Regions from separate parts of the Homo sapiens genome. Here region 2 is linked to region 1. Evidence: read pairs that join two places in POLR2A ChIA-PET (ENCODE). Cell type or tissue: CD4-positive, alpha-beta T cell. All regions are shown on one strand.

Region 1 (2,500 bases):
CCCAGTAGGCGACCCATGGCTGCAGAACAGCCAGCTCCAGCAATGTGTCATCCTGGAAGGGCAGCTGGCCTGCCTTCTGTCAGGTCACATGGGTTGGCTGATGTTGGTTTCTGTGTAATTTTTTTCCTCCTTTTTAACATGGTGCCTCAAAGTCACGGGGACTTGAGGGTAGAAATTAGGAGGGAAGGGCAGGTTTTTCAGCTGGCTCTTGGGCTGTGCTTGACAAAGCCATCATTGTTTTGAATAAAGTGCCAGTTGGTGTGGTTTGCGTCGCTCCGGTGCTCTGAAATTGGCTTCTCTTCTTCCACCTCTGCTGCTGATCCTGGGGGTGGGCTGGGAGGAGGACCACTGGTTCCAGAGAAGAAACCACTTCCCTTTGCCTCCCTGCTCAGCAGGAGCAGCGGGAACAGCGTCTTAGGACAGTGAGTTAACTACTGCAGAGCAGCTGGGCGTGGTGGCTCACGCCTGTAATCCCAGCACTTTGGGAGGTCAAGGCGGGAGGATCACTTGAGCCCAGGAGTGTAAGACCAGCCTGGGCAACATAGCAAGATCTTCTACAAAAATTATTTAAAAAATTAGCCAGTCATGGTGGCATGTGCCCGTGGCCCCAGCTACTTGGGAGGCTGAAGTAGGAGGATGGCGTCAGCTGGGGAGTTTGAGGCTGCAGTGAACCATGATCGTGCCACTGCACTTCAGCTGGCCTAGGCAACAGAGCAAGGCCATGTCTCCAAAAAAACCAAAACAAACCAAAACAAAACCCCAAAACAAACAAACACAAAAACCAAACTATTGCAAAGCAGATTGCTGTCTCTTGGTCCAGAGGGCATCCTGGACCCCAGCTGTTGGCAGCCAGCGGGCATCCTGGACCCCAGCTGTTGCAGCCAGCCTTGCCTCTTGGTAATGCCCTGGGGGCATTGCCCTTCCAGGCATCGTGCTGCGCACTGGTGGCCCCAGCCTCACTTGGCCCTAGCCTGTTCCAGACATGAGACCGCCTGCTGTGGTCAGGTTCCCCACCTGCTGTCCCTGCAGCCCGGGCTGATTTCCCCAATGACCTTTTTGGTCTGATGTCTGTCCCTATCATGTGTATGATGCCTCAGGCTACAAATAACCAGCAAGAGAGAACAGTTCCTCTGCTGAACTCCCTCAGGGGGAGGAGCAGAGCCTCAGGGCTTTGGCTTTCTGATGCCAACTTAGGTTGCATTGTCCTACCTCTGCGCCTCCTTGGTTTCCTATTTGTGTGGCTATATGAGGAATAGTCCTCATATCCAAATATATTTGTGGAAATCCCAGCCCTGAAGGAGTTTAGGGCATTAGGAGAACTCCCTTGGTGGGTGGGAGGGTGGAGGCGGCTCACATGGAAAGGTGTTTGTAGTGAGAAGATGGAGACTACATTTCCTCCCCAAGTCAGGAACTTCGTTTCTCTGCATTTGAATCAATAGCTCTCCAAGTGCAGTGTGGTTATACCCCGACATTTGAAGAGCCAGGAAGGAGGAAATGCAGAGTGCAAAAACATGTCAGGTCTCTGCCCCAGACAGCCAAGTTCAAGTGTTTTTTTTTTCTCAAAGATGGAGCTGCAGTGCAGGAGGAGTGTAGACCTGGTGAACAGAGCTGGGTGGTCAGGTGGCAAGATGAAATGACCTTATCTACAGGGTTAGTTATTCAGACTGACTTGGGAAGCACCTCTGTGGTACCATTTGAGGAGCACAGAAGAATCTGTGAATGGATCTAAAATGACTTCTTTAGGTCAGTCCTTTGAGTTTTATGGGATTAAGGTTGGCTTGCTATTAAAATGTGTTTGTAAAAATACCTAATTTGCCCCTCTCTTAAGGAATAGAGCTTCCTTTGATATTAACCAGTTTTCTAGATCACTGTTTATTTTGTTTAATCATCTCTTTTACAAAATTAACCATTTTTAATGGGAAGTAGAAATCTGTCTCAAATGCATACTCATTTTTGCTGCTTTCTTGAACATATTGAACATAACTTTTGATTATTTAGAAACATATTTTTGAATATTATTTATTGCATTATTGTGGTAATCTTTCATTGTTAAGGTATATTGAATTCTCTGTTCAACAGTCCCAGACTTTCTCATGAGTTAGGTTTTCAACTTGAATGATCATCTCCTCTAGGCTTTTGGCTGTCACTTGCTCAGCAGTGAGTTTCCCTTTTTGTCTGGTGTCTCCCATTTTCTATTGGTTTGCATAACTTGTTAAATTGAGTGTAAAACAAGGGTAATTAACTTAGTGAGGGTTTAGAGACTCTCCTCTGAGTCAAGTGCACAGACCTTTGTTATCTATCTTGAATTACTTTTACTTACTTCTGGATAACTAAATTAAGCTCCAGATAATTGTGAGATAATGGTATACATACAGACTCCTTTTACAGAATACTCCGAAGCCATTATTAGCCAGTTATTAGCCAGTTACATCAGTGAATGTTGTTCACCAGATTAACTTGTATGTGTAATAGAAATTATCTGCAAATCTTGTGAAAGGGC
Region 2 (2,500 bases), 610 kb before region 1:
AATAGCCAAAAAAAACCCCAAAAAAATCAGAAATTAACAAAATACCTCTTGGGGCTACTGAAGTCACAAATAATATTTAGAGTGCACTAACCTCAGGTCAGCCCTTGTCTGAAGGGTTTTGCATGCCTTATCTCATTTAGTTCTGACAACCACTGAAGAAAGTCTTGGTATAACCCATCTTTATAATCAAGGAAAGTAAGGCTCAGGACACTATGTAACTTGTCCAAGGAAGTAGTGAAGCTGCGTGGAGGCAGACGGATGGTACAGAGATGACCTGATACATATGTATCCCACCTAGGACCGCCTTTGGAAGGGTGCTCACCAAAACTGTTTTCTCTGGATGGTGGACTTTGAGGTGAGCACTGGATGAAAATTTGGCCTCTGCTGCCAAACTGACCGATCTTTGTGTACTTGGCTGTCCTAACGGGTGACTTGACCTTTTCAAGCCTCAGTTTCCTCATCTGTAAAATGACAGTCACAACTGTCTACCCCACAGAGTTGCTGAAGCGTAAATAAGATAAGGGCTGTGGAGGTCCAGACAACAAACTGCTCCTACAAAGTCCTCAACAATACAGCCATTATTCCTCTTCCTCATGTCCTGGTCCTTTCCCGTTTGATTAGACATTTTTTTTTTATTTTATTTTATTTTATTTTTTGAGATAGAGTCTCACTTTGTAGCCCAGACTGGAGTGCAGTGGTGCAGTCTCTGATCACTGCAACCTCCACCTCCCAGGTTCAAGTGATTCTCCTGCCTCAGCCTCCCAAGTAGCTGGGACCACATGTGTGCACCACCATGCTCGCATTTTTTGTATTTTTAGTAGAGACGGGGTTTTGCCATGTTGGCCAGGCTGGTCTCGAACTCCTGACCTCAGGTGATCCACCCGCCTAGACTTCCCAAAATGCTGAGATTATGGCGTGAGCCACCGCGCTCGACCGATTAGACATTTTTATGTTGAGCATCAACCAGTTTTACACACTGAGAAAAAGTTCCTTTCAAAAGAGGAGAAGACAGCCCATGAAGCAATTAAAGGAAAAGGGAAAAGGAAGGGAAGAAGCAAGGGAGTGAGGGAAGGAGAGACAGAAAATCCACCTAACCACAGGGAAAGGCGAGGTGTCAGCACCCCCCAGTTTTCCAAGTGACCACCAGGCGGCACTGTTCGCAGTTCCCACAGCTAGGTAAAGCAACCCCCTTTTAAAAACAAAAACATGGAACAAATCACCAAAATCCTTCATCTTAACTGCGGTGCCTTCATCTCAGGAGGCCCCATAGCTACCCAAAAAGTCGCGGCTGTTCACCCTACAGGAGGTGGGAAGGAGGTGGGAAGCGGCCGCCCGCTGCAGGCAGGCTGCGTCTTACCTTTGGAGTCTTCTTTGGCCAAGTCACCACAGGGACCCCAGTGATGGCCAGACTAGGGTCATCATCTGCGTGCTCCTTCAGGACGTTCTGTGGCCAAACAAAGCATCCATATTAGCCCAGGGGGAAGGGGAGGTCTCTGAAGACAGCTGAACAGCAGACATAGTCCAGCAAGGATCACACTCCACAAAGTCAGCGCCTGGCCATTGACTCCACCACCACCCACACATTCAATAGAAACCAAGTCACTAGGGTCCCCTGGGGCCCACGAAACACACAACGTTCCCCTCTGCCCTCTACAAAATTTCTTTAACAAAGCAAATCACATACCTCCCTGTGACTTCCACGTATGTATCACCCATGATCACAGTTATGACATCTAGCACTTGTCCAGAGCGTCGGGGACTCACACACAAACTTTTTCTTTTTTTTTTTTTTTTGAGACAGAATCTTGCTCTGTCACCCAGGCCGGAGTGCAGTTGTATAATCATAGCTCACTACATCCTTGACCACCTGGATCAAGTGATCCTCATGCCTTAGCCTCCTAAGTAGCTGAGACCACAGGTGCATGGCACCCTCCCTGGCTAAATTTTTTTTTTTTTTTTAGACAAAGTCTTACTCTGTCACCCAGGCTGGAGTTCAGTGGCGCAATCTGGGCTCAAGCAACTTCTGCCTCTTGGGTTCAAGCGATTTCCCTGCCCCAGCCTCCCGAGTAGCTGTGAATGCAGGTGTGCACCACCACGCTGGGCTAATTTTTGTATTTTTAGTACAGACAGGATTTTGCCATGTTGGCCAGGCTAGTCTCCAACTCCTGACCTCAAGTGACCCACCTGCCTTGGCCTCCCAAAGTGCTGGGATTACAGGCGTGAGCCAACACGCCCAGCCATAATTTTTAAATTTTTTTGTGCAGACAGGGTATATGCCATGTTGCCCAAGCTTGTCTCAAACTCCTGGCCTCGAGGAATCCTCCCTCCTTAGCCTACCAAAATGCTGGGATTACAGGGGTAAGCCACTGTGCCTCATTTAATTCCTACCAAGCACTCTGGGAGGGCTGGGCGGTGGCACTACGGATCCTCTAATGTTCACAAATTTAACTACGTACTCAGCGAAGCAAACAAAACCAACCTCCAGACCTTGATGCCTTCA

The links. Peaks named below come from ENCODE experiments on the same cell type or tissue, not always from the same donor. Only the 100,000 strongest peaks of a DNase experiment are listed, where the experiment ranks them.
Region 2: POLR2A ChIA-PET joins it to region 1 with 8 read pairs; 1 of 35 experiments calls an interaction of 5 or more read pairs at or near these places.

Annotation. Positions count from the first base shown.
Region 1 is chr12:122,098,513-122,101,012 of GRCh38, forward strand. The region is part of intron 1 of MLXIP (MLX interacting protein); the gene reads left to right. Among named protein-coding and RNA genes, the nearest start is that of MLXIP, 21 kb to the left of the region's middle. RefSeq lists enhancers at 1-101, 102-755. In CD4-positive, alpha-beta T cell, no CTCF peak of the experiment used is centred here; a DNase peak (open chromatin) is centred at 1,489; H3K4me3 peaks cover 430 bases; H3K27ac peaks cover 2,193 bases.
Region 2 is chr12:121,493,222-121,495,721 of GRCh38, forward strand. KDM2B (lysine demethylase 2B) reads right to left here. Exons shown (of 23, transcript NM_032590.5): 12 at 1,358-1,444. Among named protein-coding and RNA genes, the nearest start is that of MIR7107, 50 kb to the left of the region's middle. In CD4-positive, alpha-beta T cell, CTCF peaks have their summits at 1,176 (motif pointing right) and 1,377; a DNase peak (open chromatin) is centred at 1,150.